Linked DNA regions of Homo sapiens: region 1 is linked to region 2. The links are chromatin loops, found by intact Hi-C in ENCODE. Cell type or tissue: IMR-90. All regions are shown on one strand.

Region 1 (2,500 bases), 250 kb after region 2:
CAGGTTTCCTGGTTCTCCAGCCTGCAGGCAGCATATTATGCAATTCCTTAGCCCCTATAATCATGTCAGCCAATCCTATAATAAATCTACCCTTATACCTCTATCTCTATTTCTGTCTCTATATCTATATATCCTATCGGTACTCTTTCTCTGTAAAACTCTGACTAATAAAACTACCAAAACCAAAGTTATTCATCCTGTTTCTTTTAAGTATCAGGAACATTTGTTGATCCATTGAGAGTCATAATTCTTGTGAAGATTTGCAAATCAAATGCAGATGCCTGACTGACTGGGTAACAAACCGAATCAAATGGGGTAATCAGCTTCAACAGTATGATTTATTTATATTTTCATTTCTGTTTCTCCTCAAATTCTCCTGGTTTTATTAATATTGTTAATAAATAATGTGAGCAGAAGTCAGCATTGCCAAGTAATTAAACCCACAAGTTCTTCAAGCAAACTGCCTGGGTTTGAATTATGTCTCCCTTCTTACTGGCTTTATGACTTGGAGCAAGACATTTCACATCTCTGTGCTTCAGAATCTTTATCTATGAAATGGGGATAATGGTAACACCTTCACAGGATTTTAATGAGTGGTGATGTGACTTGCATAGTGACAAAGAACATGGTTATACAGCCTAGAAAATTCTCAGTGTCTCTTCTGTATAGAAGGAAGACAGGAAGTGCCATTTCCAGGTTGCTTTGTGACCAGGGAAAGGTTGAAACTCCTGTACCATCTCAAGTGTTTCCTAGGAATATGGGATCCATATTTCCAGACTTGTACTAAGAAAAGTCTGAGGCATTGGCATAAGATGGCCTACTGACTTTCCAGCTGTAATACTGAAAATATTTTCATTTTCCCAAATGCACTGTAAGTACCAAGTGAAGAATGCACTGTACATAAAACTAGGCTCCCTAAAGTGTTTGCTATTTATAAACAACTTAATGTGAATTCACATACTTATACTGACTTATTTCCTTATATAGGTTTTATACTAAATCTATTTAAATAGCATTTTGGTTAAGTCCTCAAATTTAGCATCCTTTAAAGTACTTAAACATTGCTGACAGCTAAAATGTTTAGTTTTCTTCTCAATCCCATGACCAGCTCCCATGATTTAATGATTGACAGCAATGCACAATTATTTTCTTCTTTCTTCACCAAGAAAGATATCCTACAAGGATCATCAGAAATCAACAAGAGTAGATATTAGGGGCTTACTGGTTCTCTTTGAAGATTCCAGGGATTTAGATCTCAGTTGAACTGAGTTCAGATGATGAAGTAGAGCAACGAATTTGCTTCTGAACCTCGTTAATTTTTTAGTTCTAGGAAGTTGATGTGTCAATGATTACCATAATTCTTACCAGCTTAAAAAATATGCACAGTGAAAAGTCATAAAAGTCACTTCACCACATTAAATGTTGATGAAAGAAATTGCATCCTTAACCTTTGAGTCATTGATGTTGCAACAGCCCCATATCTTATAGTTCTTGCTAAAGGCACACAGTAGTTTAACAAATATTTTGCTTAACTGTATAATGTCTTGATTATAAAGGGTAAAAGGGAATTCTAATCCTGAAAGGTTATACGTGTGCAGGCTCATAGGCCAAACTCAGAGGATGATGGGAGGACTTTGATTCTGTCGGCCATTTATTCACAGGAAGATCTGTTTAACAAGAAGTTCACTTGTAGGATTGGCTTTGCTGCAAGCATACCAACTCATTCTATTATTCTAAATATTATGACATTCTTTCCTCACTTGTAAAATTGGAAGAGATTTTTTGGGGAAGAAATAAGTGAGTAATTGTCTTGGATCTTTGGAAACAATTGTGAATTATACTGAAGGCAGCTGTGGTAATGTAAAATTTTTGGACACTTAAGATGAGCCGTTTCTTGTGCAGATCCCATTTACTGAAAGCATCTGATCACACATCCAAAAACTCTCCCGGCTCCAAGTATCTTTGCCACCATGGTGATGTTGAAAGATATCTAGTGTTCTAGACTCACTAAAAAGTGAATTCAATAGTGATGATTCAGTGAATGTTATGGAGTGCAATACAGATCCTTGCTTTCAGGACCAGGACACTCATTATCCCAGGTTACAGGCGTTGGTTGCCAATAGCTCTGAGTTTCTCTCTGGGAATTCCCCTCAGGTACAGGAAGCCACCTCTTCTAAAGTTGTATTTCTTTCCCTGGGGCAGTCTGCACCCAGTGACTGACTGTTGATGAAGGTACAATGGCCCAACATTATTGCCTCCATTTGGGACTACTCTGAAGGCCTTTCCCAGCTCCAGAGCTTCCTGGAGGACTGGCTGAGACCTATGTTTGATTCTGTTGCAGTTCCACTTGTCCCTCTCCCTAATACTGCAGTTTTTCCATCATTTACTGGTGTTGTTCCCAAGAGCTCTCTCCCACAAAAATCTCCTGCATACAAATCTTTATCTTAGAGTATCTCTCACAGGGAACCTATCCTCTGACAGATGAAGTCAGGAGCGACTC
Region 2 (2,500 bases):
TCTTTCTGAAAAATACTTGACAGGACCTCACATGTCTCTAAGTGGTAAAGAAGGTAGTTATTTAAAAATTGTTCTGCTTAAGATAAATAAATTAAGGCACAGAGACGATCAGTGACACGCCCCTTGCCCCAGAGAGAGTCAAGGTGTTTTTGAAATTAAAACACTGAAGATTTTCTGGTGATTCACAAGTCACATGCACACCAACTCCATAGCTTCATCTCTATGGACACAAAAAATGATCTTAGAGGATTGCTGTTTTGCTGTGAATGTCATAATTTTTACTAAGCAAGCAGCTCTCCTCTGGTGTGCCAAGGATTTTTTTTATGGTCCTAATTGATCTCTATCCCCCAAAGGGTTCTGAATTATGCAAGTGTCTCAAGTCTTAACAAGCCATCCCCACACAGCTGTGCAATGGAAATGTTCAACAGAAAGGTATTCACTTCAGTCTAGGCAAGACCCTGGCTGCTCCCTGGAGAGACCCAGATTTAGGGGAGCAGGTTCTGGACCCTCTGGGTGGAGAAGCCTATTTGGCCCATTTCTGTCTTTTTTTCTCCCAGCTCCCTTCCCCTTACTCCACTGACAGGGAGGGTCTAGTCACCGCAGGCTTCCTCAGTCTTTGTGCTTGTCTCTCACTGACCCCCAGCTGCCAGGCTTTGTTTATTACTGAATTGAGCATTTAGATTCAGTCTTGGCTGGTGGTAGCCTTGGAAAGAACATTTTCTAAGATTGTTTTAGTTTTCTTTCAAATAAACTTCCACAAGCCCGGACATTTCAGGCATTGCTAATGCCAGAAATGTGGGTGATTTATTCTTAGAGGCTTAAATTAGGATTTTTTTTTTTTTTTTAAAAAGAAAACTAACAATGTGATCTACTACAATGGCATACATTTTAGCCATTGGTTGTAAGGGACACTTTGCTCTGCCTTCGATCCGAAAAACTTAAATCTAAAGGCCCCTTCTGGGACCAGATCAGTTTCTATTGAGACACCCAGCCCCTGGCTCCCTCTACTGGTGAACAACCTCCCTCTCCATTTGGGCAGCAGGGGATTGTAATTAACTGGGGGCTGGAAAAGGGACTAGACATGTCCTTAAACTAGAACTGTGGATCCAATAGCATATTTTTGCCACAGATCCCCTTTCTTTCCTCATTCTTCCAACCTCAACAATCTTGGCTACCTAACTCACAAATTCTTAGCTCCCCCTAGTGCCCTCCTTCATGTACTTTTTGGCTTTAATCTTATGTCTGCCATTTAACAAGAAGTCGCTTGTTTGGATTGATAGCATTGATGAACACCATGACTCCTGGACTTTAAGACTGGGCAATCGCTAAGTAGATCATTAAAGAAATACAATAATGTACAATCATCACTGAATTTATGAATGAAGTTTAGGCTTATCGTCAGAGTGTAGACACCATGCTAGTTGGAAGAAGATCCTAAATGGGATGTTGGCTTGAAAATGCGTCCCACCTGCCCCATCACAGTGCTCTTCGGTCAGCTGTTAATATTTGAAATCCTCCTACTGAACTGAAGGCAGCTGCAACTTAACCCCTCTGCTGCCATAAACTAGCCATAATTGCCTTAGAACACAAAGCCTCAATTATGCAGGCCATTGGCCCAGACTTCCAAAAAGCAGCTGTTTTATCTAGCTAACAGAGGGGACTAGAGAAGCTCCCCAATAGGCTAGATACATGTTATTTCCTAGAGAAGTTGACAGCTGACACCCACACCCAGGCCTATTTAGTTAGAGTTGGAAAAGTAGCACATGAAGTGATTGTCTTCAGTCTCAGCACATCAAATGATCCAATGCCTAAATATCCTGTGATGTAAACACATCAATTGGAAGCTTAAGAGGGACAGTCTTCAAGAAAGACTTACTTAAAAGAATGTTTTCACAGTGATGCTTAGCCATAGACTGTGTTAAATTTAACATATAATAGATCGATTTTAGAAACACACTTACTATTTCGGAGATATGGAAATAATTGTCAGGCATGCTTCAGAGGAAAGTGAAGAAGCATCTGGGCTAACATCTGTCTGCTTATTCAGGGTAAATTGTTTACAGAAACAATACAAGAATATTCTTTCCTGCCTTCGTCACTTTCTATGATGGAGTGACTTTATGTGTTACCAATAATTGTGTTGTTATTTTAGCAGAGAACATTTCAATGACTTGACATCCATGGAGTTATTATCCTGGGTCAGAGTCAAGTCTAAAAGGAGGTGAAATGAGGTTCCTTTCCCACTTGAGGGCCAGTCAAATGATAAGAAGAGTTTTAATAGATATGGTACTTATAAAGCTTTCACACCTGTGTCATCCAGGCTTCAATTAGTGTTGTATTTAAAGAACCCTGACTCAAACAGAAAGTCATCTCTCAAGCATTTGAGAGGGTCTGGTTTTGGACAATGCTATTAAAATCTCTTGTAGCATTTCAAAACTCTTGGAGATTCTCCCTCCTCTGTTTCAGAGGAATAAACTCTCTTAGCTTCACTGTCTTGTCT

Evidence for each region. Hi-C counts contacts between places; a loop is a spot of excess contacts. Peaks named below come from ENCODE experiments on the same cell type or tissue, not always from the same donor. Only the 100,000 strongest peaks of a DNase experiment are listed, where the experiment ranks them.
Region 1: it touches region 2 in a loop (1.9-fold over the local background); 1 of 110 quality-filtered maps calls a loop at or near these places.

What each region holds. Positions count from the first base shown.
Region 1 is chr3:99,394,556-99,397,055 of GRCh38, reverse strand. No RefSeq gene overlaps it. Among named protein-coding and RNA genes, the nearest start is that of COL8A1, 240 kb to the left of the region's middle. In IMR-90, no CTCF peak of the experiment used is centred here; a DNase peak (open chromatin) is centred at 1,475; H3K27ac peaks cover 1,567 bases.
Region 2 is chr3:99,644,042-99,646,541 of GRCh38, reverse strand. The region is part of intron 1 of COL8A1 (collagen type VIII alpha 1 chain); the gene reads right to left. Among named protein-coding and RNA genes, the nearest start is that of COL8A1, 6.7 kb to the right of the region's middle. In IMR-90, a CTCF peak has its summit at 1,172 (motif pointing left); a DNase peak (open chromatin) is centred at 1,161; H3K27ac peaks cover 1,408 bases.